Linked DNA regions of Homo sapiens: regions 1, 2, 3, 4 and 6 are each linked to region 5. The links are chromatin contacts, found by Hi-C or POLR2A ChIA-PET in ENCODE. All regions are on one chromosome and are shown on one strand. Each heading gives the region's core, a stretch centred on a gene start or an enhancer-like site at or near the end of the contact. The rest is flanking DNA. Distances are from core to core; before and after follow the strand shown.

What was found. Hi-C counts contacts between places; a loop is a spot of excess contacts on that map. ChIA-PET counts read pairs that join two places held with the same protein, here RNA polymerase II (POLR2A). Pooled maps may share reads with other maps.
Region 1: a map of B cell shows a loop between it and region 5 (13-fold over the local background). The contact joins the promoter of C6orf120 here to the promoter of QKI in region 5. A Hi-C loop is called at or near these places in 2 of 168 maps with a recorded cell type or tissue (B cell and naive thymus-derived CD4-positive, alpha-beta T cell) and 8 of 50 pooled maps.
Region 2: a loop to region 5 is called in a map of naive thymus-derived CD4-positive, alpha-beta T cell, with 23 times the contacts of the local background. The contact joins the promoter of TBP here to the promoter of QKI in region 5. A Hi-C loop is called at or near these places in 2 of 168 maps with a recorded cell type or tissue (both naive thymus-derived CD4-positive, alpha-beta T cell), 1 of 37 single-sample maps with no recorded cell type and 8 of 50 pooled maps. POLR2A ChIA-PET finds 5 or more read pairs at or near these places in 1 of 52 experiments (T-cell).
Region 3: a pooled map shows a loop between it and region 5 (9-fold over the local background). The contact joins the promoter of PDCD2 here to the promoter of QKI in region 5. A Hi-C loop is called at or near these places in 2 of 50 pooled maps.
Region 4: a loop to region 5 is called in a map of CD8-positive, alpha-beta T cell, with 17 times the contacts of the local background. The contact joins the promoter of ARID1B here to the promoter of QKI in region 5. A Hi-C loop is called at or near these places in 2 of 168 maps with a recorded cell type or tissue (CD8-positive, alpha-beta T cell and naive thymus-derived CD4-positive, alpha-beta T cell) and 7 of 50 pooled maps.
Region 6: a loop to region 5 is called in a pooled map, with 11 times the contacts of the local background. The contact joins the enhancer-like site here to the promoter of QKI in region 5. A Hi-C loop is called at or near these places in 4 of 50 pooled maps.

What each region holds. Positions count from the first base shown.
Region 1 is chr6:169,699,457-169,703,991 of GRCh38, forward strand. C6orf120 (chromosome 6 open reading frame 120) reads left to right here and starts at 2,670. Exons shown (of 1, transcript NM_001029863.3): 1 at 2,670-4,535. The coding sequence starts at 3,004. The coding sequence ends at 3,579. WDR27 (WD repeat domain 27) reads right to left here and starts at 2,573. Exons shown (of 26, transcript NM_182552.5): 1 at 2,095-2,573. PHF10 (PHD finger protein 10) reads right to left here. Exons shown (of 12, transcript NM_018288.4): 12 at 4,446-4,535. RefSeq lists enhancers at 2,127-2,206, 2,527-2,616 and a silencer at 2,667-3,036.
Region 2 is chr6:170,553,119-170,557,678 of GRCh38, forward strand. It overlaps TBP (TATA-box binding protein), which reads left to right and starts at 1,251. Exons shown (of 8, transcript NM_003194.5): 1 at 1,251-1,345; 2 at 3,764-3,965. The coding sequence starts at 3,912. PSMB1 (proteasome 20S subunit beta 1) reads right to left here and starts at 189. Exons shown (of 6, transcript NM_002793.4): 1 at 12-189. The coding sequence starts at 124. RefSeq lists enhancers at 1-321, 1,132-1,521.
Region 3 is chr6:170,582,986-170,587,437 of GRCh38, forward strand. It overlaps PDCD2 (programmed cell death 2), which reads right to left and starts at 1,652. Exons shown (of 6, transcript NM_002598.4): 1 at 1,314-1,652; 2 at 520-762; 3 at 72-203. The coding sequence starts at 1,596. RefSeq lists a silencer at 1,382-1,621.
Region 4 is chr6:156,774,374-156,779,052 of GRCh38, forward strand. ARID1B (AT-rich interaction domain 1B) reads left to right here and starts at 3,005. Exons shown (of 20, transcript NM_001374828.1): 1 at 3,005-4,679. The coding sequence starts at 3,308. It overlaps LOC115308161 (a long non-coding RNA gene), which reads right to left and starts at 4,145. Exons shown (of 2, transcript NR_163974.1): 1 at 3,873-4,145; 2 at 1,987-3,058. RefSeq lists silencers at 2,729-3,078, 3,099-3,338, 3,489-3,638, 3,709-3,778, 4,029-4,258 and 2 more and an enhancer at 4,222-4,679.
Region 5 is chr6:163,412,829-163,417,203 of GRCh38, forward strand. QKI (QKI, KH domain containing RNA binding) reads left to right here and starts at 1,890. Exons shown (of 8, transcript NM_006775.3): 1 at 1,890-2,507. The coding sequence starts at 2,366. It overlaps LOC124901234 (basic proline-rich protein-like), which reads left to right. Exons shown (of 4, transcript XM_047419614.1): 2 at 1-1,257; 3 at 1,421-1,840; 4 at 2,137-2,348. The coding sequence starts at 378. The coding sequence ends at 2,348. CAHM (colon adenocarcinoma hypermethylated) reads right to left here and starts at 1,122. Exons shown (of 1, transcript NR_037593.1): 1 at 237-1,122. RefSeq lists silencers at 529-1,308, 1,399-2,218, 2,469-2,518, 2,719-2,908 and enhancers at 1,142-1,794, 1,795-2,448.
Region 6 is chr6:157,018,341-157,022,949 of GRCh38, forward strand. The region is part of intron 4 of ARID1B (AT-rich interaction domain 1B); the gene reads left to right. Among named protein-coding and RNA genes, the nearest start is that of MIR4466, 240 kb to the left of the region's middle. RefSeq lists an enhancer at 754-803 and silencers at 3,026-3,545, 3,846-3,935. Within about 2 kb of position 2,696, at least 40 of the 41 ENCODE cell types and tissues checked have a DNase peak (open chromatin) inside an H3K27ac peak, as active enhancers do.

The DNA of each region.
Region 1 (4,535 bases), core at 1,420-3,919, 6.3 Mb after region 5:
GAGCTGACGAGATACACACAGACCAGAAGCTGCTGTGCTCGTGAGGACACGATGAAGCCTAAGAAGTATCAAGCAAAGAACAGAGTAAGGGCACACGGTGGGCTCAGGGCTGACTGCCTGGTCCCCACTGCCATGCTCCAGGAGTGAGCTATGGCAGCCTTCCAAGACAGCATCCTCATAGCCACATCAGATGAGACCGTGGAGGAAAAGGACTAAGGGTAGAATCAAGGGCCTCAGCAAACAAGCCAGGCACAGTGGCTCACATCTGCAATCCCAGCACTTTGTGGGGCCGAGGCAGAAGGATCACTTGAGCCCAGGAGTTCAAGACCAGCCTGGGCAACATAGTGAGACCCTGTCTCTACTTTAAAAAAAAAAAGTAGTCAGGTGTGGCAGTGCATGCTTGTAGCCCCAGCTGCTGGGGAGGCTGAGGTGGGAGGATCGTTTGAGCCACGGAGGTTGAAGCTATAGTGAGCTGTGATTGTGCCACTCTACTTCAACCTGGACAACAGTGACATCCTGTCTCAAAGGAAAGAAAAAGAACAATGGACAAGGGAATTCCTCCCAGATAGCAGAATCAGGGTCTAGTTGGGAAATTCCTCCCACCTCCACCCCAGCATCACTTCAAAACTGCTATAGACCAGTGTCTGCCATGTGTCTCCCTTTTCCAAAAGGGAGATGGTTACAAAAACCATGGTCATATTTAACCACTGCATTTTAGTGGGGAGAGCAACTAGTTTGTCTTCTTAGTCCATAGGGCTCTGGACCACGAGGAACCACAGCCAGGCCTGATGGAGAGAACTGTGCAATCCTGAGAAATGTTCTGTGTTGCACTAGGCACCTTGACAAAGTGTCCCCCTTGGGGTGGGGAGAGTGTGTTCTCCATGTGGGATCAAGAGTGGAGCAGAGATCTGGTCACCAGAAGAGAGACTACGGTAAGTGCTGTTCCTTTTCCACTAAGCCACTTCCCTTTCCTTCTAGACACAGAACTAAACTACACTCCCTAGCTTCCCTTGCAATTAAGTGCAGCCATGTAGTCGTTGAGTGCCTGGCCCATAAATTCCTCCTGCACTGCCTCTCTTCTTTCCCCACCCACTGGCTAAATGCGGAGAATTCAGAGGGCCTAAGGAAAAAAACCACAACATGGAAGAATTTTAGGCTGCAGCTTGCAGAGAGCTGCCCAAAGGAATCGTCTGACTAGAAACCGCTACACAGGACTGTGTGAGCAAGAAACATGCAACTGTTCTATTGGGGTGAATTGCTACAGCACTTAACCTACCTCCACTAATATAAATTGTTTAACATTTTTTTGAATTACAAAAGCAATACAATACAAAACATTTAAACAATGCAGAAATAATAAAGTTTTTTATCCCTACCTCCTCTCCCTGCTGTGCCAACCCTAGGGGATAATCAATGTCACAGGATATCCCCAGGAATATCCATGTACATACATGCACAGAACAAGTCAGGGAAAATAAACTAAATTTATTATTTTAGTGAGATTCTAGTGCACCTAACACTAGGTAAGCACTTCAGGAAAAGGCAGTGACAAGTGATTGCTAAAGATACCATAGTCTTAAAGTTAAGTCAGTAAACACAAGATAGTAATCCCAGATAAACTGGAAGCTGTAGAGTTAATACTCCTTTACTGGTACAGAGCAGTGTGTGTAAATTGTAGAAAATTTAGAAATACATAAAAAGATGAAAACTCTACTACTCGAGGAGTACCACTGATAAAATCCTGTGCATTTCCGTTTTTTTAATGTACATACGAATATTTTTAAAAAGAGAAAATTACTCCCTTCTGATTAGAAAAGATCGAAATTTTTCTCTTTTAGTGATAATCAAGTCAGAAACTTGCTGTTTGGCTCGAGTTAGGAAAACCTAGCCTGGTAGTTACCACGCAGGTTGAAAGGCCAGTGGGGCATAATTAACGAGCCCTCAGGGTCCACGCTCCCGCCCTCGGAGCTCAGAACCGACGGGAGGTGCAGGAGGCCGGGCATTTCTACAGCCCTGGTTCGTTCCTAAACTACTGAATCTTTTAAAGAGATCTGAGTGCTCCTTATACACAGCTGCTTTAATTAAAATAACCACCTGAGCCCTTTTCCTCCGAACTCCACATGCGCTCAGTTCTCAAAGCGCCGATCTCAAGCGGCCGCCCGGATGCTCCGGCCCGACTTGTGCCCCGAATTCCCCTGGAGACCCTCGCACTAGCACGGCGTCAGGAGGAGGCTTCGGGTGACGAGACAGCGGGCAACGGCTCTGGTCCAGAGCGCGCGTGTCCGCCGTTGGAAGCGGTCACGGCGGAACCCTCAAATCGCCCCCTTTCCTAGAGACCTCAGCGGAGCCGCGAGCAACCGCGCAGCCCCCGCGCTCCAGCCCTGCGCCCTAGGCACACGCCCCAGAGCAGCAGCTCGGGTTCGGCGCCGACTCCGCGCCGAGACCAGCCCGCTAGGGGAGGACTCACAGCACCCAGCTCCCAGGAGGGCACGCAGAGGACTACCGAGCCACACTCCGCCCCACGCTCGCCGCTATGGTTACTTGCCAGCCGACCCACGCGAGCCGCTATGGTTACTAGCCCGCCGCCCCTCGCGCCCACGCCCCTTTCGCTATCTCGCGACAGCTGGAGAAGCCTCGCTTCCGGCCGGCTCACTTACGGACCTAGCGTCACTTCCGCCTCCGGCGAGGCTCCGGCCTCGGGTCCGGATGTATAAAGCGCGGCCCCCTGCGGGGAGTGGTGGTGAGTCCGAGGGTGCCACAGCGGCCCTGCCCCTGCCCCTGCCCCTGCCCTGAGTGGGCGCCGCGCTACGGGGGAGGGGTTAACCCACCCCTCCTCCCCGGGGCCTCACGCGGGTGGGAAGGGACAGTCCCAGCGACAGACCAGGCGCCTGGACGCGCCGTGGACCCGCGTGCGGACGGCGGGGACAGGCTCCGGTGCTGAGCGCCTCCGGTGTCCCCAGCAGCACTGACCCACTTGCAGGCCCCGGAGCTGAGCCGCCAGCCATGGCCGCTCCCCGCGGGAGGGCCGCGCCCTGGACGACGGCCCTGCTGCTGCTCCTAGCCTCGCAGGTCCTGTCTCCGGGAAGCTGCGCGGACGAGGAGGAGGTCCCCGAGGAGTGGGTGCTCCTGCACGTCGTCCAGGGCCAGATAGGCGCCGGGAACTACAGCTACCTGCGGCTGAACCACGAGGGCAAGATAGTCCTCAGGATGCGCAGCCTCAAGGGAGATGCGGATCTGTACGTCTCCGCCAGCAGCCTGCACCCCAGCTTCGACGACTACGAGCTGCAATCGGCCACCTGCGGCCCGGACGCCGTGTCCATCCCCGCGCACTTCCGGCGCCCAGTGGGCATCGGCGTCTATGGACACCCCTCCCACCTGGAGAGCGAGTTCGAGATGAAGGTGTACTACGACGGCACGGTCGAGCAGCACCCGTTCGGCGAGGCCGCCTACCCCGCCGACGGCGCAGATGCCGGCCAGAAGCACGCTGGTGCCCCGGAAGACGCCTCGCAAGAGGAGGAATCTGTTCTCTGGACGATATTAATTAGCATTTTGAAACTGGTACTTGAAATTCTCTTTTGAGTCGTTGACCACACTCTGGGATATAAAACCCTCCATCTGTGAAGCTGATTGCAGTTTGCTGTGAACCTTGCTACTTGTACTTGGTTGAAGTTCTAGGTACCTTTAGTCAAGGGATGGAAAAATAAAGCCATACGCAGTTTTGTTACCTCAGTTACCCCAAAAATAGGAAAAGCAGCAAGCACAGTATTTTAAAGATCATAATTCCTATAAAAGGACTGTGCACAAAGTGTTTAGACTCCATTTTCATTAGGCAGGTTGACTAAAAATGATTGCAGTAACAGGTTTATATAAAATAGAGCAACCTTTCATGCTGTGACACAAATCAAAAGGTTGATAACTTTGTAATTTTACTCTGGAGATTCTAACCGAAGTTGGTGTAAGTTTTCAAGAGTTACTAAAATCAAGTTGGAAATGATTTACGTACACTTCCCTGAGCCTGGACTAAAGCCTCATGCCTGTACCCCAAGTAGGTGATGGTACTTTTCTATACAAAAAGGATTTCCTGGCAGGCAGGTATTTACAAAGTTTGTTCCTGTACCAGTCCAATAATGACAACTCTAAATCCAGCTGCACCAAATCTTAGTGGGCCATTTGTCATACCTATGAAAATTCTTCAGTTATTAAATAACTTTGTCAGTGCTACCTATGGTAGGCCGGAAACAATGTAGATTAGGAAGTTTCATGAAAATTAACTTTTGGGGCTATGGAGAAACAGTTAAGTATCTTAAGTTACTAAACATTTCCACTGAATTTTTGGAGTGAGCCAAGGTTACTATAAAATACTTTGGAAGATGAATTCTCTACCTGGAGTTAGTTTCGAGAGTAAGCGTAGCTTTTAACAGAAATAACTGCAGATTTTAAGCTCATAATTTGCAAAAAAAATCTTTTATTGGCATGAAAATAATGTTGTAAATGGCACCAAATATTCCACTTAAATGCATATACAGTATTAGAGT
Region 2 (4,560 bases), core at 1-2,500, 7.1 Mb after region 5:
GGGGTTTTTACCCTCCGTTGAAAACGTAGGGCGAAAATCGCAGCTGCAAAGGGCCCGCGGCTCTGTGCGGTTCCATCCCCAAGTCTCTGCCAGGAGCCGAATACATGGCTGTAGAGGACAACATCGCACGGCTGCGCCTGCGGATCCGACACTTGCTGTCTCACGGCGAGATGGCTGCCTTGACCGGACGTTACGCCACTTCCGGCTTCTCCTGAAGTTCGCTCCCGGCCTCTCTATCTCACGCTAGTCGTTGCTCCTGGAGGGCTGCACGGCGGCTTGTCCCTTTGGTAGTTGAATCCCGCCCATTCCAAAAAGCGCTGACAGGGATGTAAAGGGTTTTTTTTGTTTGTTTTTTGTTTTTTTCCCCCTCGAAGAAAACATTGGAATTCACCCCAATGGACAAAAATTTAAGTCTGACCATACAAAAAAATTGTCAGAACTATGGCGCAACGGCAACTCGAATAACGGTGGGAACGTTAATTGTCCTGGCTAATAAAAAATGTATATAACATTTCCTATCCTTAAAGAGCTCACAACCTCACTGATAATAAAAAGTACAAAGAAAACAAGCAGTATAACATATGATTACGCCACAATGAACTACAGAAGGGAAAATCAAGGCGTGCTGAAGTCCCACTAAGAAACAACTGCGGAAAGAGCCATGTGACAACAGTGCATGAACTGGGAGTGGCAGAACTGAATATAAATGCATGTGTAAACACAAGCTGTTTGTTTTGCTTAGTGTTCCTTGTCATTCTACACGCTTGAAGATCAGCTAGCGTTCTTGCTGACAGGTAAGGAGGACGCGCTTACTGAGTGCCAAGCACTGCTCAGGCACTGATTCTGTCAATCTCTGTCAATCTCCCGACAGCCCAAGGGTAAGCACTGTTATCATTATTCAATTTTACAGAAAAAAAATGCGGGGGAGAGGTCAGGTAACTTGTCGAAGGTAACGCCGCTAGTTGCTTTAAACAACAACAACAACAACAACAAAACACACTCACACATATACACACACACGCCATTTAAAAATCGATCTTTCCTACGTCCAGCAAGGGCCAATTAGAGATGGCTGTGGCACGGCGGCCCCGCCCCGGAACTCCTCAAGAGCTTCGCCCCTCCTTACCTATGGAAACACAGGAAGTGACCTATGCTCACACTTCTCATGGCCTCGGCCCTAGTGGGAGCAACTCGCTGAAGCCGAGGGCAGAACTGGCGGAAGTGACATTATCAACGCGCGCCAGGGGTTCAGTGAGGTCGGGCAGGTTCGCTGTGGCGGGCGCCTGGGCCGCCGGCTGTTTAACTTCGCTTCCGCTGGCCCATAGTGATCTTTGCAGTGACCCAGGTAACAGATTGTACTCTTTTCTGACGGTTCGGGCGAAGGCCACCACTGCACTGAGGCCTGGGGGCAATGGTGGGGAAGAGACTAGGAATTGGCGCGCGTGCAGGCCCCTCGGGGGACGTTCCTCCCTTTCGTGCTGCCGCCGTTCCGGCCTGTAACGGCCACTCGGCCGCCACTCCCGCCTGGTGCCCTACTCTGCTGTGTTTCGCAGGCAGCTTCCCATCGTACGATTGTGGGGCTCAGGGTACTACTGGCTGGCTGGGCGGCGGCAGGCGGGACAGGACAGTCCCTTGCATCGAAGACCCTAAGTTTACCCTGCCCTGTCCTGCCATCCGCTTCTTCTCCATGTTAGAAGCAGATTCACCCAGATCTGTGCCCGCCTGTTTTGCTGCCAACATTGAGACTTAAATATTTTGTCAGAAGCCTGAGACAGCGGGCACGGTAGCGCTTAAGATATAATACACACCACTTTATTTGCAGGGTCTCCCGTCTCTCGGTTCAGGCCATCATGGTTTTCCAAATCTCTAGGTAGACTTTTCTGTGAAAAGACTGTGCTTCATTTAGTTATACAGACACTAGAAGGCTATGCAGAATTAATTTGATTGCCTCCAAAAAATATCGGATTTGATGTTTCAATTTCCAGGAGATGAAGATACCCAGCAAACAACTCTTTTCTGAGGATAAATTAGTGCAGTAATCACTGTGCGGTTTCTTCTGTAGACTTACTTGCAAAAAGTGGCCTGAAGCCACCGAAGGTCCTGGATAAATCTCTAATCATACTTATAATGGCTTTAAATCCTGCCGTCATTATCTCTTGCCTCAACCTTAGATTCCTGAAACGAAACTTCCGTCCTCCAGTTTTACTCCTCTCAAATTCATCTAGTCTTGCCAAATTAGATCTGTTCATACTGCACTTCCGAAATTCCATAACTGTTATTATTGCCTATGCAATAACATTGAAAACTCCTGATAGTATGAGCCCACCAATATGTGCTGTCTCATCTGCTGCAGTGACCTTCTATACAGTCATACTAAGCTTGTTGCCTGCATACTGCATGCTTTTTCAATCTGTCTCTTTCTGCTTGATTTCTCTTTTGTCTGAAGCCCTGATGTGTAAATTCCTACTCACCTTGTGAGACCCAAGTTAGATGGTCCCTGCTTTGTGAAAACACTGCGCTCTCTTCACAGTGATTGGCTGTTAGTCTATATTGTCTTCTCTTCCAGGGGTGTATATGGGCTCATTCATGATCACATACTGTATTCCAGGCATAGTGCTAGATGCAGAGATCACAAAGACATGTAGGCTGGTTTCTGCATTCAAGGAACTTAGCTTAGACCATACCTGCTGTTATAATACTATGTTTTACAGTAGTTATTTGCATACCCTTCATATTGAACACTTTGATGCCAAGGACTATATCCTCCTATCTTTATATCCTCATCTGCAGGACTTCTGTTATTGTTATTATAGGATAACTGTCAAAAAAAAAGTATATTTTAAAAAATATCTCTGATATATTTATTTCCAGAAGCAGAGCTTGCTTTCTTTTTTGGTCTGTTTTTCAGTGATGAGTATGTAGGATAGATAGTCTTTGGGGGCCTTTGCCCTTTCAAAGTGATCGTCAGAGTCTTTCATACATTCAGCAAATATCTGAGTGTCTGTTCTGTACCAGCACATGCTTGAAGTGCATATGCCTGAAGGATCTTTGGACATATAATTTGTAACTTTGAGACCTCTAAGTTCTATGTGAGAATATGTTGTTATAAACTCATTTCAGATGTGTAGTGAGTAAAGCGATGATGATTTAAGAAAAGTCAGATAACAGGCACAGTTTGCATTAATGTGTTCTAAAGAGGTAAGGTTATTACATTTATAAAAATTCAGGGCTTTATCTTTGTGCGGCTTTTTTTTTTTTAACAGTTTCATTACAGTAGGAGCTTGATAAATGATCACTCTGAAGTATATTGGATTGAATTTGATATTTACTTAATTTTTTGCCCAAGACATTGTAGAGGATGTAAAATTGGAATATTTAAAGATCTAAACTTTGCCTAACAGTGCTGTGTATACAGTGCTTAGTGAATATTCTGCTCTGATATTACATTTTGCTTAGGAATTATTTTTCTCTAGGTGTTTTTCCTCAAAAGTTTTTAATGCTGGTTATGACAGCTCGATTTTGAGCATTTTCCGATTATTTAAACATGTAACAAAATGATTTTTGTTTTGTTGGCGATTTTACATGCAATCGCCGGAAACATGGAAGGAATAAAACTTTAGGATTATAAGGTAAAAACAAATGTATTCCAAAATAGCTTCATTGGTTTTCATGTTTGTGTTTTGTATAGCCATAGAACTGGCTTATAGGACTGTACAGGTTACCTGGATCCTTAAATTAAACTTTAGACTTTTTTCCAAAGCAGCATCACTGTTTCTTGGCGTGTGAAGATAACCCAAGGAATTGAGGAAGTTGCTGAGAAGAGTGTGCTGGAGATGCTCTAGGAAAAAATTGAATAGTGAGACGAGTTCCAGCGCAAGGGTTTCTGGTTTGCCAAGAAGAAAGTGAACATCATGGATCAGAACAACAGCCTGCCACCTTACGCTCAGGGCTTGGCCTCCCCTCAGGTAATATAGCAGGAGGGAGAGAATAGGGAGGGCGGAAATCTGAACTGCAAGAGATGGTATCAAAAGGCAAGGAAGGGCATTTAATGATCTGTTTTTGAAAATGGTTTAATATGTTTTTTAAGCCTTATTTTGTTGAGAAGTTCTATTAGGCTTTGAATAGGCACAATGGTGTTTATTTGGGAAGTCTGGAAGCTAAGTTATATATTTATGAAACACCTAATCTTTTGATAAACACTTATGAGAATGTTCCAAATGACTATATAGGGTCTTTGATTTTGAAAATCACCCTCACCAAATTATTTTCTAGTTTTATTTTTCCCCTTTTACATTTCAAGCTCTCAACCACCCATCTACTTTAAAAATTTTTCAGCCTGGGTGCAGTGGCTCACGCCTGTAATCCCAGCACTTTGGGAGGCCAAGGTGGGCGGATCACCTGAGGTCAGGAGTTCGAGACCAGCCTGGCCAACGTGGTGAAACCTCATCTCTACAAAATATACAAAAATTAGCCAGGTGTTGTGGCGGGTGCCTGTAATCCCAGCTACTCGGGAGGCTGAGGCAAGGAGAATTGCTTGAACCCGGGAGGTGGAGGTTGCAG
Region 3 (4,452 bases), core at 402-2,901, 7.2 Mb after region 5:
AGGCACATGGAGCCCTTTCTTCCAAGTATTATGTTTAACCACTTAATGAATGAAGTCCTGAAACTGCTTACCCATGCTCCCTATAATCTCTGAGTAATCTTCCTTTTCCACAACCTCAGGCATAATCTCATCTTCTGTTTCTATTACAATTTCAAATTCTGGAAAAAGGAAGTTGTGGTCTGGAATTATATGGTCCAGATGATCTGAAACAAAAAGGACAGCACTATTAGTAATCATTTAGTTTTGAAGACAGTCTAATAATTTGCTGTCTCTAAAGTACTATATTCCCTATAGTTCTGGCATTTTAGATAAAGGGTCATAAATTAAATGCCTATATGGTGACATTATTCAGTGATTCAGACTTCACAGCCTTTTTTTTTTTTTTACAAAGGTGTTCCAGGCATGAAAAATTTTAAAGTACTATACCTTTCCTAATTTTACCTTTAAAGTTGTCCTGGAAATATCTGGGTTGACAAAGGCGATGAAACTGAACTGAGACTTAAAAAAAAGATTACCCACCTGGTTGTGCACAAGCCTGCTTATGTCCCAATCTCCAGTCTAGGGTCTGATGCTCCTTGCTGCAGTAATATGCTTTGTGGCATCTGGAGCACGTTTTGGGGCCTAAACAGCCACAAACCCTGCAGAGATGAGCACCAGACTTAAGCTGGAGACACACTGATTCTCCTGTTTCTGGGGGAGGATTCTCAGAAGGTGGCTCATATGAGTAAAAATCGTTTTTCCTGGGTAGTTGATTCCTAAAAACTAAAAAAGAATACAGAGAAAAGTTTTATCTTCAAACAAAACAGCAATTCACATATTTTATCCTCTGCACGTAAAACTGAAAATAACAACAACAAAAAAGAAATGAAAGTTTTTGCTTTCAGGAATAAGCTTTTAAAATCCAGAAACTAGATTTCGTCCGGTACACGCAACTGAGTTGCCTCCTAGAGGTGGTTTGAGTTAATCAAATTAATAAGACTGATCGTTAAGAACGACTGCCAAAAATACGAAAAAGCTACTGGGATCCATCTTTCCAAGACAATTTCTATTATCTGAATTAACACCATACCTGGTACCCACTGATTAAAAGCTGGGGGTTACCAATGCGCGTGGGCACAGTTAGAAGCTTATGTAGCAAAAATGAGCACATCCTGGAAGGGCCCGGGAGAAGGTGCTCCTGGGGCAGCGCGGAGAGGGAGCTCTGAGGCTGGGGCGGCAGCGGTGCTTGCCGCCGTCCCCCTGGTCGCTCCCGGAATTAACGCCGCGCACGCGTCGGAGGCATGGCCCCGTCCCGACCCCGTTTGGCGGCTCACCTCGCAGGCCGGCACAGCACGGCTGCTCGCGGCAGCAGAAGAGGAAGATGCAGCGGTGGAAGGCGTCCGGGCGGCCAGGCAGCGGCGCATACACCTGCAGCAGGAAGGAGAGCGGGCGGCCGCACAGCTCGCAGGCCAGGGCCTGGGGCCCCGGCAGCCCGGCCGCGCCCAGCCATGCCGGCCGCCCGCCCACCTTGCTGGGGAACTGCTCGCTGCGCAGTCGCCACGCCGGCGCCGACTCGGCGAAGCCCAGCTCCACAGGCCTGGCCCCGGCGGCAGCCATGCGGGGCGCGGGCTGGCGTGGGGCGCAGCCCACAGCTGGGTCGGAAGGCGGAAATCGGGCGCCGGGCCGGAAGGCAAGAGGCGGGCACCTTTCCGGAGGACAGGAGGCGGAAACGCGTCTGACGGGAGCGGTTGCAGGACCAATGCGAGGGAACGGGGCAGAGGAAACCTCTCGGCATCAGCCCCGCCCCTGGCGCCTCTGCCTCCGAGCCGCTTTCCTGGTGCCTCCGGGTGCTCTGGGATGGTTCTGGTCTTTGGGAGAGTGGCAGCTGGTGACGGCGCTCCGCTCACCTCTGCACATGTCTTGCTGTGGGCCTGCGGGTGGCCGCCAGGGAGGCAGAGCCCTCCCGCAAACCTTCCCTGCTGGTGTCCACCTCAGGGTGTGGGAAACCTGTGCGCTGGCCGAGTGCTAACCAAGAGTAGGCAGTGAAAGACAAATGAAGGTTGAACAGGTAAAGTGAGGACCCTACAGCGGAAACCAAGAATCCTGTGTGCCTGAGAGTAATGAAGAAGCCTCTGCAGAAGAGTCTTTTCTGTCAGTCTTAAGGTCTCTGTTTTAATGTTAGTGCTGGCTTGCTGTACCTGAATTCCAAGGGAGGAGTGTATAATGAGGCATGGCCAACCCCCACTTCCCATCATTGCCTGAACTAGTTTTTCAGGTTAACTTCAGAATGCCCTTGGGCAAGCAGAGGGTCCATCAGTCGGTTGGAGGGTTTAGAATTTTACTGTTGGTTTGCAAAGGTCTGAAAGAAACATGTACCACCTGTTCTCTTTAAGGAGTTCTACTTAGGAGGTTTCATTTACATAACAAGACCGTGGTTGTCAGCCAGGTCTCCACCCGCATAACCTGTTATGCCACAATCCAAACCCCCATTCTGTAACCTCAAGATGGTATATAAGTTTCTGAACCCCATTTGGGGCTTCAGCAAAATCACTCTGGTTCTCCCCCATGTGCATGTTAATAAATTTGTATGCCCTTTCTCCAATTAATGTGCCTTTTGTCAGTTGACTTTTCAGTGAACCTTCAGAGGACAAAAAGGAAGCTTTCCCTTGGCTACTACAGTGGCTTTAATGGAAGTAAAGTCATCAACAACATTTATTTTTGACAAAATCACAGTTTAGTTGGCAGTATATTTGTTTGTTTTTGTTTTATTTGAGATGGAGTCTCGCTCTGTCGCCCAGGCTGGAGAGCAATGGTGCGATCTCGGCTCACTGCAACCTCCGCCTCCCGAGTTCAAGCATTCTCCTGCCTCAGCCTCCCGAGCAGCTGGGTAGCAGTATATTTGTAATGGTACATAAAATAATGTCTGTTTTTAAATAAACATTTACATTGTAAACCAAAAGTTAACTCTCCATCAATTTTTTTTTTTCTTTTTTGAGATGGCATCTTGCTCTGTCACCCAGGCTGGAGGAGTGCAGTGGCATGATCTCGGCTCACTGCAACCTTCGCCTCCCAGGCAAGCGATCCTCTTGCCTCAGCCTCCTGAGCAGCTGGAATTATAGGTGTGTGCCAATACAACCAGCTAATTTTCGTATCTTTGGTAGAGACAGAGTTTCACCATGTTGGCCAGGCTTGTCTCGAATTCCTGACCTCAGTTGATCTGTCCGTCTCAGCTTCCCAAAGTGCTGGGATTACAGGCATGAGCCACCACATCCGGCATCCATCAATTTAGAAAGTTTATTTCACCAAGATTAAGGTTGCACCCGTGACACAGCCTCAGAAGGCCCTGATGACCATGTGCCCTTGGTGGTCAGGGTACAGCTTGCTTTTATACATGTTAGGGAGACATGAGACATCAATCAGTATGTGTAAGATGTACTTTAGTCAGGTAAAGCGGGACTTGAGGTGAGGGCTTCCAGGTCATGAGTAGATAAGAGGCAAAAGATCGCATTTTTTTGAGTCCTTGATCAGCCTTCCACTGAATACACAATTTAGTCTGGCTCAGTGAATTATCATTTTTACGTAAACAATAGGGGAGGGGAAGCAATTAGATATGCATTTGTCTCAGGCGCACCTTAAAGGGATAACTTTGAGTTCTGTCTGTCCTTTATCCACAAGGAATTTCCTTGTGGGCAAATTTTAAGGGAGGTACGTAGCCTCTTATCTTGGCAGCTATCTTATTTAGGAATAGAATGGGAGGCAGGTTTGCCTGACATAGTTTCCAGCTTGACTTTACCCTTTGGTTTAGTGATTTTGTGGTCCTGAGTTTTATTTTCCTTTCACAGAAATTATACCGTAAAAGTAATTGAAGAAAATCACTTCTTTCCCCTTCCCTCAACTAGGCCTTGACCATTTTAAATAAAATCAGGATTTGCTGAAGGTCAACAAATTTAACCAAGTTCAGTTAAAACTTAACTCTGAATCTGTATGTCCCTGGGGTCTTTTCCAGTGAGAGATGTCTAAGCATCATTCCAAGCTTTTCTATACTAACTGGCCTATTTGTATGTTTCTTATTTTAGGATTCCTTTTGTTCATGTGTATTTTTATTAGGCAATCACCCATTTCCTGTAGGTTTCCAGGTTAATATATTTTTCTTATTGGAATTTTAATTTATCCTCTCTAGTTTTCTACATATTTTTTTTTTCTTTGAGACGAGGTCTCATATGTTGCCCCGGTTGGCCTCAAACTCCTGGGCTTAAGCAATCCTCCCACCTTGGCCTCCCAAAGTGCTGGGATTATAGGTGTGAATTACTGTACCCAGCCTAGAATCCTTAGTCCTATATACTTTTGCTGTTTTTTTCATTGCCAACTTGAAATAATAAAAAGGGTCAGAATCCTATAAACCAAAAATAAAATAAGGCCCCCCAACCCTCTGAATGGACTTCCTCCTCTGACACAGATCTTTTACAATTTAAC
Region 4 (4,679 bases), core at 1,755-4,254, 6.6 Mb before region 5:
AAAAGGGGACTAATCTGAAAGCAAACAGAGTATGATGGGCTACGATGAGGCAAAAAGAACAGAACTGTGGAATTCTTAAACTACCATCTGGCTCAATCCCCTTTAAGTGGCCAAGTTGAAGAGCCTTTTATTCAGTGCCCTAAAACTTATTCAAAAGGCGCAGTATTTGAATATTAATATTTCCATACAGTAAAAAAAAAAGTCTTTTGTAACCAAAAAGGAATGTTTAACAAAATAATGGGTAATCCTCTGGCTAAACATGAGGGCGTGGGGAGCACCCTGTGGGTGGGAGGTCGGCTGGAACCCAGGGTGGCTGCGGGCAGCCTCCGGGCCTTCCCCTCATGGCTTCTTTGTGGTTAGGGTAACTTATTAAAGTTGTCATTGTGGTTTGAAATTTAGGCAAGAGGTGTAAAATTAAGGAATTCATTAGGAAAAATGAGCGCAGTGATTTCTAGTACCTTATTTCATCAAAAAGAAACAATAAGGTAGAATTGCCATATGAGATAGTTGAGGCAAGGAACACAATGGAAATTTGAACCTGTGGTTGAAATTGTGCTTTTGTGTAATGGGAACCTATTTCATCACTTTGTAACAGACCCCTGACAATTGGTGTTTTGTTTGTTAAGCCCTGGATGTTTAAATGAAACTAAACAGGCTTTTATTTTGTTTTCCTGAGGTGTGTATGAAAAGTTGAGCAAATTCGAGTGCACTTCTTATCTTCAGCAAAGATGCTTTAGAAAGGTATTTTAGCATTCTCCGTGGTTTAAAAGACAAAACCAAGTCCTGCCGGCTTTGTGTTGTGCTTCTCCTACAGGCTGCAGTGCCTTCTGTCTGCTTTAGGGTGTGGCATCTGCCATTGGGGAGGAAAAACTGGCATGTGTCGCCTTTTATAGCAGACTGATTTCATTGTGCTGGGGGCCTCTATTTTATAGTCTCTTAGTTCCAATCTTCTAGTTGACTTGCTGAAGCAAATGGAATTAAAAGAGATTTTGACTTCTCTACTAATTTTTTTTTAGTTTCACGATTTGCCAATATGAAAAAATATTTTAAGGAAAAGGGCCATAGCTGAACTTGGTGACTCATTTTCCCTTTTAGGATTAGTTGTGAAAATAAGCCACAACATATGGCTACACTTGTATGAACTGACTTTGATATATTTTATCAATTTGAAAAAATGCACTTTTAGGATGATGTGTACATACTTAGTTTGACTATGTCTAAAAGCATAAATATGTAATTGATTTTAGAATATATGTATATACACACAAAACAGACATATATTTATATTTGCATATGAAAAACTAAAAATTCAACTTCTGTGGTGTAATGCGTATAATTAGTATGTATTTGAATATATAAAGGGAGAAAATCCAGGAAAAAATGTCAAAAAGGCACACTAACAAAGATGTAGTATTCTCTTGGCAAAAACTGATGAATGATTTGGCACGAATTCATCTTATGGTTCTGTTATTCTCTCTAACACACGATGATATATCCCGTTTTCCAGTTGTTTGCGTAGAATTGCAATTTGTTGTTTCTACACTCTATAATGACCCTTGGGTGTGCACCTGATTCCCTCCCCCCGACCCCAATTAGTCACCAGTTTTCCCATCAATCCTTTTCTATTTAGTCATGTAACATATTTACACTTGGTCAAACAAATAACCACTGCTGCAGTGGAAATGAACTAAAATAGTTTTTATGGAAAGCTGAAGAATGAAATAATTTTGGAAAACTATACTCTACCAAAACCGTAAGTATTGTTTCTGCCAGGTTTTAAATGCTTTCTCTCAATGAAAACTGAGTCCACACTAGTACAAGTGGGTCATTGCCTAAGGTTAAGAAGTCTTGCTTTTTAAAATGTTACTAGGGGACAATGCACATATTGAAAACATTAATAACAATGCAAATATTAAAAACATTATAAAATGTTAATAGACACCAATTTTTAAGAGAACAAAGTATGGAACATTTCTACATTAGGACTAGAGTTGACTGTTTTATATTATTATTGAAGTTATATTTATTAAATATAATGTCTATAATATTTTAGTTTCGTTCCACATCTCTTTGAAATGAATGTATATCGAGAGGGTTAACTGTGCACACGAAGCTCTGAAACATGATGAAAGGTGTCATATAGATTTATGAAGATACGAGCTAACCCATAGCTGTCGCTGTTCTGGCACCAAGAGTTAAATGTTCATGTGAAAGTTGGCGCAGAAAACACCACTGTACATACTCCACAGAGGACATCCAAGTGCATGTAAGAAAAATGCTCCTTTGGGAATACGTGGACATATTCCTTTGGAAATACACTGACAAACCTACATACGTGTTTAAGGTGCCTTCAAAAAGAGTTATGTAAACATTCTCTTTGGGGCGGGTGCAGTCAGTCATAAGCATTTATTGAGTACCTACTGGGTACAGGCCATAGGGCTCTCTGACCGGGGCTAACCTTCATTTCAAATCTTTCCTAATTTTGCAGTTGGAAGAAGTTGTGGGAATTACGCCGATGGCCCGAAATCAAGGCAGAGGCGAACGTTCTGAAAATTACATAACTCCTGGGAGAGACCGTGCTTTTGCAGATTGCCTAAATATTTTCTTTCTCCGTCGGCTCCTTGTAACCTCTGAGGCCAATAGACAACTTTGTTTCCCAGCCCTTCTCCCTCTTTTGTCTGCTCGTCAGACTCGTTTTCCACCTTTGTATCGTTCCTTTTAGACGTGAAAACAAACATGCGAACGCCCGGTTGGCAAGGAGACAGCGGCCCGGGGGGAAAGTGCAGGTTCCGGCCGCCCCACGCCGCCGCGCTCCGAGCGGCCGCCGAGCCGCCCCGGCCCCGGCCCCGGCCCCAGCCTTAGCCCAAGCCCGGCTGGGTCCCGCGAGGCTGCGCCGGGGCGGGCGGCGGCGGCCCGGGGACGAGTCCAGTCCGCGTTTTGCGAGTGCGCGGGAGTAATGCGAGCGAAGTGGATAATAGTTGCTCGAGCTCGCCCGCTGCCTCTCAAGCCATGCTGGGCCCGATAGGCTCAGCTAGTCGTGTATTTACCCATATCCGGGCTAGAGAGGAAAAGAGAAAAGTTTCATTTAAACCTGAACTAAAAACTTTCACCATGAAAGCACACAGCAGGAGCAGGCCCAGAGCGTAAGGCGTGCCCGGCCCGGCGCTCCGGCGGGGCCTGCGGAGGGGGAGGGGGTCGCGGCTTCCCGGCGGGCCGCGTGGATGCGCACAGGAGGGGCCGCGGCCTGAAAAGTGGGGGTTATTGTCTCCCCCCGCCCCCCGCCCGGCCTCGCCACGCCGCGGCGATCATGGCCGCGCGGGCAGCAGCGGCGGCGGCGGCGGCGGCGGCGCGGGCGCGGGCGCGGGCAGGCAGCGGCGAACGGCGGGCGCCCCCCGGGCCGCGGCCGGCGCCCGGAGCCCGGGACCTGGAGGCGGGGGCGCGCGGCGCGGCGGCGGCGGCGGCGGCACCGGGACCCATGCTGGGGGGCGGCGGCGACGGCGGCGGCGGCCTGAACAGTGTGCACCACCACCCCCTGCTCCCCCGTCACGAACTCAACATGGCCCATAACGCGGGCGCCGCGGCCGCCGCCGGCACCCACAGCGCCAAGAGCGGCGGCTCCGAGGCGGCTCTCAAGGAGGGTGGAAGCGCCGCCGCGCTGTCCTCCTCCTCCTCCTCCTCCGCGGCGGCAGCGGCGGCATCCTCTTCCTCCTCGTCGGGCCCGGGCTCGGCCATGGAGACGGGGCTGCTCCCCAACCACAAACTGAAAACCGTTGGCGAAGCCCCCGCCGCGCCGCCCCACCAGCAGCACCACCACCACCACCATGCCCACCACCACCACCACCATGCCCACCACCTCCACCACCACCACGCACTACAGCAGCAGCTAAACCAGTTCCAGCAGCAGCAGCAGCAGCAGCAACAGCAGCAGCAGCAGCAGCAGCAACAGCAACATCCCATTTCCAACAACAACAGCTTGGGCGGCGCGGGCGGCGGCGCGCCTCAGCCCGGCCCCGACATGGAGCAGCCGCAACATGGAGGCGCCAAGGACAGTGCTGCGGGCGGCCAGGCCGACCCCCCGGGCCCGCCGCTGCTGAGCAAGCCGGGCGACGAGGACGACGCGCCGCCCAAGATGGGGGAGCCGGCGGGCGGCCGCTACGAGCACCCGGGCTTGGGCGCCCTGGGCACGCAGCAGCCGCCGGTCGCCGTGCCCGGGGGCGGCGGCGGCCCGGCGGCCGTCCCGGAGTTTAATAATTACTATGGCAGCGCTGCCCCTGCGAGCGGCGGCCCCGGCGGCCGCGCTGGGCCTTGCTTTGATCAACATGGCGGACAACAAAGCCCCGGGATGGGGATGATGCACTCCGCCTCCGCCGCCGCCGCCGGGGCCCCCGGCAGCATGGACCCCCTGCAGAACTCCCACGAAGGGTACCCCAACAGCCAGTGCAACCATTATCCGGGCTACAGCCGGCCCGGCGCGGGCGGCGGCGGCGGCGGCGGCGGCGGAGGAGGAGGAGGCAGCGGAGGAGGAGGAGGAGGAGGAGGAGCAGGAGCAGGAGGAGCAGGAGCGGGAGCTGTGGCGGCGGCGGCCGCGGCGGCGGCGGCAGCAGCAGGAGGCGGCGGCGGCGGCGGCTATGGGGGCTCGTCCGCGGGGTACGGGGTGCTGAGCTCCCCCCGGCAGCAGG
Region 5 (4,375 bases), core at 640-3,139:
ATTTTAAAAACGAACTCTGTGCTTGTTAAACGAAAAGGCCAGAAGGCTACTGGCTACTCAGCGTTCATTTGAAATTCTTATAGTGCCTTCAGTACAATTCAAACTTAGAGGTGATTCTCACAATTCATGTGAAGCAACATTTTACAAAAAAAATCACCTACGTTCACTGTTAAGTCAGAAGACAGAATGATTAACAAAATCTCAGCCGCGAATTACTCTCACGATGGCCAACTGGATATTAAATAACTCTGCATTATTTTAATGGAATGTTATAAAGGATTTGCAACAAAATGCAGACGTAGATTTAGGGACTGCCGACTTCTATAGATCAAGGACTTCATTGGTGCAGCTGAGGAAATTCTTCCAAACAAGTCTAAATGTTGGAAATCCACCAAACTGCAGAGAAAGACCTCTTGCCTCCGTATTCTTTCTTCATCTGTAAAAATGTTGACTTCTGCTTTTCAGACTACGCGCACAGCCTCTTTATTTCCTACTGCGGCTTCATTCCCTCACGGAACACTGACGCCATCGCGAAGGAAGCATTTCGAGCACGACTGACGCTCCCCTTATTATTTGCTAAGCCGCTGCGCTCGGGTCTGGCTACGATTTGCTTTCAGAATAACGGGAAGGTGCAACAAGATCGCTTCCCTAGAGGCGCGTCGCCCGCGTGGCCCGGACCCCCCACGCCCGCCCGCCGCCCCGTGGGTGCGCACGCGTGTCCGCGCAGGCTTCCCGCCTGGCGAGTGCAAGGCTCCTCTCCGCCGTGCTGCTTTCCAGCCTCTCAGCAAATCACGAACACCGAAAGAAGCCACGGCGGCGACGGGAGGGGCGTCGCGCGTGCTTCCCTCGGCGACAAAGCGGGAGCCGGGCGCGCCGGCCGAGGGCGCCCGGCGCAGAGTCCCGCAGAGGCGGACGCCGCGGCACGCGCCTCGAAAAGCCTCAAACTCTTATCCTCGGCTCTCCCGCCCCACCTCCGCCCCGCAGCCAAGACCCGCGCCGTGGCGGGCCCGACGGCCAAGGAAAGCCCACCAGCCCTCCGCACCGTGGGCGACGGGCCAAGACCCGGCCCTAAACGGCCAGACCCAGCCCCTAGTCGGCTGCCGCCCCCGCCCCACGCAGGCGCGCTCCGGGGCCCTCCCCTCCCCCACCGCGCGCTCGCGGGGCCCGACGGGGGCGGAGCGACCCTCGGAAGGGGCGTGGCGACCGGGCTCGACGCGCGCACGCGCTCTGGAGCCCCACGGCTACGTGTCGGGCCACGTGATGCCCACCCCGAAAGTCCCCCGTGAAGCAACAGGACGTTAAAAAAAAATTTCTCTTCTGCGGGGTGGATAAGAGGTTCTGAAAAAACTATAGTAACGGGAGGCGAGGCGGAGGCAGCGCTGGCGCGTCCCGCTGGAATTCCTCTCGCCTGCCGCGCCAGCCCCGACCGCGCCCGCAGCCCCACCCGCCCCGTGCCGTGGAAAGCCCCGCGCCCCCCCCGCGGCCGTCGGCCCCGCAGCCCACACCCACCCGCCCCGGGCGCCCCGCACGGCGGCGACCCAGTCCTTGCGCCCAGGCCCGCCGAGCGCCGCAGTCCGTCACACTCCCGTTGCCCCCGTCGCCCGCCCCGCCGGGGAGGCAGGGAGGAGGGGGCGCGGCGCCGGCGGCTGCCCCGGTCGCGGGGCGGCGGGCAGCAGGCAGCGGGAGCGCGCCGGCCGGGACCCGCTAACGGCCGCCCTGCGCGGCCCCGCCCGCCGCCCGCCCCCGGCCCTCCCCGCGCCGCTGCCCCTCCCCCCGCCGCCGCCGCTGCTGCCGCCGCCGCTGGCAGCGCCGCCTGAACTGAGGCGAACTCCGCCGCCAAGTGAGTGAGGAGGAGGAGGAGGAGAAGGAGGAGGAGGAAGAGGAGGAGCGCAGTCGGAGCGCGGCGGCAGCGGCAGAGGCGCCGCGGCGGGGACCAGCCCAGAGAGACCCCCCGAGCCCGCGGCACAGGCGGCGGCGGCGCTGAGCGGGCTCGACCAGCCGAGCGAGCGGCGGCCCCGGCTCCTCCTCGTCCGGCGCCAGCAGCCCGCGCCCCGCGCCCGCACTCGGCCAGCCGAGACCCGCCTCCCGCCCGCCCGCCGGCCTCGTGAGGGACGCGCCGAGCCGGGCGGCCGAGAGCGGCGGCGGCTGGGAGCGCGTCGGGCCCGGGCGGAAAGTGCCTGCGGGGGGCGGGCGAGCGCGCGGTGCCGGCCGCCCCGGGGCTCGGCGCGGGAGCCAGAGCGGGAGCCGGCGCGGAGCGGGACGCCGGGTCCCGAGCGGCCCGCGGCCGGGGCTCGCCCCCGCCCCTCCCTCCTCTCCGGCGGCGGCGGCGGCGGCGGCGGGCGGAGTGAGCTGCGGAGCCTGGAATATGGTCGGGGAAATGGAAACGAAGGAGAAGCCGAAGCCCACCCCAGATTACCTGATGCAGCTGATGAACGACAAGAAGCTCATGAGCAGCCTGCCCAACTTCTGCGGGATCTTCAACCACCTCGAGCGGCTGCTGGACGAAGGTGAGCGTCTCCAGGGCCCCGGCCCCGGCCCGACCCCCGCCGGGGCGGCCCCTTTCCCCGCTTGGGATGGTGGGGAGGGCGGGAAGGTCACGGCCGGGCGGGACCGAGCGCCGGGGGGACTGGGAGGCCAGGAGGGCGCACAAAGGAGGTGCCGGGCCGGGCTTGCGGCGGGCGGGCGGGCCGGGGTGGACCCGCCGGTGCCGGACGCCCCCTGCCCGGCCGGGACCCCGCGCCGCTGGCGTCCAAGTTGGCGCGTTGCGGAGGGCTGCGGGGTGAGCCCTGCGGCCCCTCTAGCTTCGGCGGTCACATTTCCGAGAGGTCGGCGGGGGCTGCGCGGACTCGGTGGTCCTCGCCGAGCCCTCCCGAGAGCAGGCCCACGCCGCGCCGCCGGCCTGGAGGACGCGTGTGCCCGGCGCGGGCCCCGCTCCTCCGCTCGGCCTCCCGAGCCTGCTCTGCGCGGACCCCCACCGCCCCGCGTTCGGGAGCTCTCCCCTCCCGTGAGGACTAAAGCGGGGTTTCGTGGTTGGGGAGTTGGTGCAGCTGTTCAATACTAAGTGGAAGTCAGTGTGGGGCTCGTTAGTTTAAAGAAATTCCGTAGGAGACCGAAATTATGCTGGCGTAGCCGACAAGGAGGACTAAGTGACGGCGAAAAGCACTTTTTTCCCTTTTGTTTGGGGAAGCGAGAACTGTTAGGGAGTTGAACTTCACTTTTCGGGGGTGGGGGGGGGGGGGGTGGAGTGCGAAATAACGCGATGACAGATCGGAGCGCAGCCTGAGTTAGAAGAACTTGGGCGGAGGGTTTGCTCCCGGGGACGCAGCCGCCTGAGTTTGTAGGACAGGGTTTCGAGACGTTTGGAAAGGGCGAAATAAAATTGAGCCAAAGTTTCCAAAAAGCTGTATGGAGCGCTGTGGGGAGTGAAGAATGACAAGAAGATTAATGTTGACCAACTTTGGAATTTCCTTAAGAAGTTCTCATAGCAGTACCTGAAGTATTAATTTCTAGTAGCTGTGGGTTTCTGTGGACGCCTAGAGAAAAAAAAGACCACAAAAAAAGTCTGTTTCGAAAATCGACTGGCCAGGAGTTTGTTTGTTTTTTTTTCCTGCTTAGAGGCACCACCGGAGGACTGTGTAAAGGAAACTGAAAACTACAGGTTGAAGAGATGAACAATGGAGTTTAGATTTTTCGCAAGAATTTCGAGATTTTAAAAATAGAGTCGGGGAACAGGAGTTTGAAGCTTGGGGAGTTGGAATGTCACTAGAGAACAAAAGGCCGGAAATGTTTCCATGATAAAAAATGGTTAAAGAAAAATCCCAGGAGTTCTGTTGTCTTGAAAGTCATAGAAACAACTTAAAAGTAGAAAATGGTTAGGTGTTACGGCTTTCTCGTCGTTTTGCTTCCGTATGTTAAACATACAGCACTCACCAACGTTGAAATGGGCATTTTCCGCTGTTGGAACAGCAAATCTGTTAATTTCAAGTTGCTCCAGAGAAAACCTGAGCTGTCCCTTTAAGGGGTTCTGCTTTTCCTATTTGTGTTGGCATTTGAAAGATTGTGGAGGCAGAAAACTTTCTGGAATGTCAAAAAAAAAAAAAAAATGCTGGAACTCTTAAATTGAGTATTTCCAAATGTGAGCGCTAAGGGGCGCCAGTTATTTTTTAACCATGGAAATGGTTGGAACAAAATGTGTAACATACTCAATCTGACTGACCTATATTAAATTTAGTTGAAACTTAAGTTATAGATTATTTGATTTGTCATAATGTGTTTATATAGTGTTTTCGAACATTGAAAATACTTTCCTTAAAATTATTGGCACAACTTTATGACGTTTCAAAATAACACTCTTACTGTCTTCTCCTTGGCATAT
Region 6 (4,609 bases), core at 1,446-3,945, 6.4 Mb before region 5:
CAACAGCTGGGACTACAGGCATGTGCCACTACACCCAGCTAATTTTTGTATTTTTAGTAGAGACAGAGTTTCACCATATTGGCCAGGCAGGTCTCGAACTCCTGACCTCATGATCCTTCCGCCTTGCCCTCCAAAAGTGCTGGGATTACAGGCGTGAGCCACCGTGCCCGGCATAACTATTTCCTTTTTATGATAAAACTCTGCTTCCTGGAGATACTTGTCAAAAATTATTACCCATCTACATGTGAGACCTTCAGGTCTCAGCCTTACTCTTCGTTTACTAATCTGAAGTTTTGGATTTCTGGCGTATGAGAATTTCTGGTTTCCAGCACATCTCTTTCATTTCTGCTTAAATTTAGTAGCTAAATTAATCTGTAGCAAACTTTTCTATGGATTTTTGCAGGTGGGAAAATATACATAAATTCACAATGGATGGACCTTGCCTTCATAGAGGTTAAAAGGAAAATAGACATATATGTGATTATATATACAACAGTAAAATTCTATCAGTCCAGTGCAGTAGTACATAAAGTGCAGTACATTCCAACCATGGGGGGTCAGGGAAGACTTGGAAGCATGACCTCAAAGGGCAAATGTACAGGGAAAGTGAAGGGATCTGTATGAATAAAGGGCTGAAAAAAAATACGGTAGGCTCAGCACAGAAATCATGACAGGGTGCTTCATATTCCAATAATGAGTTGAGGTAAGGGGTGATATCATATGGCAGATTAGGAACAGATTCTCCAAAGCCCTTTATCCCGAGGTAAGAAGTCTAGACCCAGTTCTGTTGGTCTGAGGGATATTAAGCAGAATGACATGTTCAAATCTGTTATCTGAAGAGGACACTGGGGGCACTGTGAGGGAGAATGGGTTGGAAAGAGCCTGGTGTCAAGGAAACCAGTTTCACAGTATTCTAGGCTTAGGAGGAGAGATGCGAGTCTCAGTTAAGGCATTGGTAATGGGAATGGAGGCTAGTCTGTATTTCAGGAATGGTCAGATGATGTTTATAGCCAGCATCTGGTAAGTGCTGATTTCATTCTCATAACAACCATCAGAGCAGACTGTCGTCATATACATGAAGAAGCTGAGGCCCAGAGATGCTAAGAAACTTGTCTAACTTCTCCAAAGCCACTGCTTGGAGGAGTTAAATTTAGTTCTGTTTAGTGTTACCTGAGTCCATGTTTCACTTCCTATTTCTCTCTAGATTTGGAGGAAAAAGCAGTTCTGAAATTGTAAAATTTCTAGCCTGGTGGCTTTTGCTTTCATTAAGGAAGGAGGGAAGAACTTGTCCATTAAATGTTGGTACTCCTGAAGGTTCTGTTTTAGGCTCTATCGTCCTTTGTGATGCCTTTTTATGATAAAACTCAGTCATCCACGCTCACTCAACTGTCATCTAATTGCCTGCGAATCCATGTTCTTTAGTCTCCTGCAACTTGTGCCATGACCTGTATTTCCTGCTGCCAGCGGGTCACCTCCGCGGATATACCACAAGCATGTCAAATTGCCGAGGACACAACCATGCCATTCATTCTTCCCACCAAGCCAAAAGAAAATCTGGGTGTATCTGGACGACTCCTGTCTTCCCCTTCATATGCAGCCATTATGTTTCTAGAGCTAGAACCATCTGAAAATCTTAAGTCCTTTAGGGTTTTTTCGCCCCCTGCCTTTCTCTTTTAGCAAAGATAAATAAAAAGTGAAACAAATTGGCACAACTTGGAGGATGAAGAAGTAGCAAAAGACAAAGCTGTTAGAGGGATAGGAGAAAGTCATTTCAGGAAGGAGGGAATAGACATAACAAGCAAATTTGCCGTTCAGGAAATGTTTTATTTAAGAAAATTAATAATATTTAGAAAATAAATTGGATGGAAATAAATTTTTAACATTCCTTCTCTGATGAAGAACTGACCTAAAATGTAGTTAGTTCTTTATTCTTGCTTTTTAACCTTGTAGATAACATCATGTTAGTCATTTACCCCCATACAAGTTGAGCACTCTGTAAGGGATGTAATTTAAACATGTCTCAAAACCAAAAACCAGTCCATGGGCAGATCTTTTTATTGCGATAATATATAACTACATAACTGTAAATTGGAACCTAAAAATATATATTTAATATGAAATTAATTTTTTTTAATTAACCCAAACTTTAACTTTTTTATAAGGGGTTGTGTTTGAATGCTTTAGCCACTAGGCATGTGTTTTTCTTTCTGATGCTGTTGGAGCTATAAATAGTAGGTAGAACTGAATGAGATGGCATCACATAAACAACAGCCTAGCTTGGTCATTTCTCCTACTCAGATCGCGAGTCAAAATATTAAACAGTGGTGGTTTCAAACTATATGTAATTTCCTCAAAATTATGCTTCTCTAATATTTTTTCCATCGCTTTTTCCTCACCAAAGATTTGTTACCTCTCCCCTTATATAACTCTTGGTCATAACTCAATAAATTATTTTTTTAAGGAGTGGTACGTGAGTTTATGCTGTACGTGGTTTCTTTGGCTGATCTACTTGAGTCCTTAATTTTCTTACAAAAAGTAACCTGGAACTTATGGCTAGAAACGATACATTCTTACAATATTAATGGCCGAAGGAACGTTACTTCTTTGCAGAATTCGATAAAGAAATGAGAAATTCGGGGACCCGGAAACTTTTAGCGCTTGCCCTGAACAGCGGCCCGGAATCTCCCGCCCACCCGTCCCTGCCCGGATGCCTGCGCGGCGGCGGCGTCCTTCCCTCCTCGGCTGCGCTTTTACTCTTGGTCAGGGCCCGCTTGAGAGAGGGGGATTTTAGAGAGAGGGTGTGAAGGACGCAGGACCGCTTTCAGGCCGCCAGCTCTCAGGCCTCGCTTTCCGGTCCTCACTGCGCGTCCACACCTCGCCTTGGTTTCTTTTGTTTTATTCAAGCCCCGGCCCCGCGGTACAGCGGGGAGACTCGCCCGCGCCCACGGAAGAAGCCGAGCTCCTCCGAAGGGAGAACCAGTGATTCCACGGACCCCGGAATCCCCCGGGAGTGGGACCACCAGGCAGCGGGCGGAATTAACCCTGCCGCGGAGGCGCTGGGCGAGGATGAGGGCGGCGAGCGCGGAGGGGACCGAGTCACACAGCAGCCCGGCGGCCTCTGCCGGCAGGCCCCGCTCGCTCCTTTCGGCCCGACCCGGGCGGGGGTTCCGGTGCCGCCCTCCCTACCCCGCACGTAGGCTCGTGGGGGCGGGGACAGGGGGACGAAAACAACCGCGTCCTCAGCCTGACTGAACAGGCTCGGACTCCTCCGACGGCGCCGCGCCGCGCACAGATGAGCCTTTGTGGGACCCCGCGGAAGGAGGCGCCGGCCGCAGCCACATTCCTTTCCGGGCAAGCGCGGCCGCCGCCTGCAGGCACCGTCCGCCCCGCGCGCCCGCAGGCTCCTCCTGGAGGCGGGAGGCGGCGGCCGCTCGCACAGCGTGTTTTCTAAAGTTTCTGCTGACACAGCTTCGCGTACACATGAGCCGGCGCGGCCAGACTCACGCAGGCACCGAGTGTTTCCCCTGCGCCGTCTCGCGCCGCCGCCCCGCTACCTCGCCGCGCGCCCCTAACCTCTGCGTCCCGCGTGGCGCGCCCAGCGCTTAAGGTTTTATTTTTCCCCTACTTCCTTTGGTGCATCTCTTTCCCCCTCTCAAAACCACCACCCAAACTTAAAGGCTGGATGAGTTGGAACCCGTTCGCGTAATTAAAACGAGTGGCTGACGGTGGAAAAGCCAGGAACTACAGACGAAGGACGCCAGCAGGGCCGCGGAGCCCAGGCCGCCAAGAACAGGGCGGGGAGGCGGGGCGGGGCCGCGGAAGGGGGCGAGGTGGAGGGGCGGGGCCGGCGGGAGGTGGGCGGGGCGAGGCTGGCAGGCCGCCGCCATTGGCTGTTACCCGACGCACCGAGGCTGGGCGGCTTAGCCAGGCACTTGGATTCTATTTGTGTAATAGCTGCTTCTTGGAGCCAAGTGCATGCTCATCAACCTTCCTTGCTGGGAAAACCAACTCACAGCATTTTTTAAAAGCCGAGAAACGCCTAGGCTTGTAAAGTTTCATCTCCTGCCTGTGCTTTCCTGTTCTTAATTAAATGCTGAAGAGTCTTGTCGGGATATTACTTTTCATCCTGTCTCTGCCATGGAGACTTTGGGATCACTGGGTGGTCTCTTGGTCACTTGCAGGTGTTTTAGGTAGGATGTTGCAATCTGCAATCTAGGAACATTTGACGACTTTTTCAAGTAAGCTAAACAACACATGAAACTATAGTAGATTAACCAAGACATGCATTTAATCCAACTAGTAGCAATCAGCGACGGCCACTTTGGTTTTACACTTTTTGTTCACTCTGTGAACTATATAATTTGACCATAAATTCTAATTTGTTCTCTTGTTGATAATTCTTATGCAGATAACTTATAACTTATGTGTGTATTTTTATCAGACTCAAAGCAACTTAATTTTGGAATTCTGCAAATTTAATTGATGATCCATTATAACAACGTAGGGTTAGGGTTAGGGTCAGTTTTCGGTGTTGATGTAGAGACAGAATCCAAAAGTATTTTGAAATGTTTAAGAGAAATGGCCTTGAAGAGTTCTGAATATTAACATT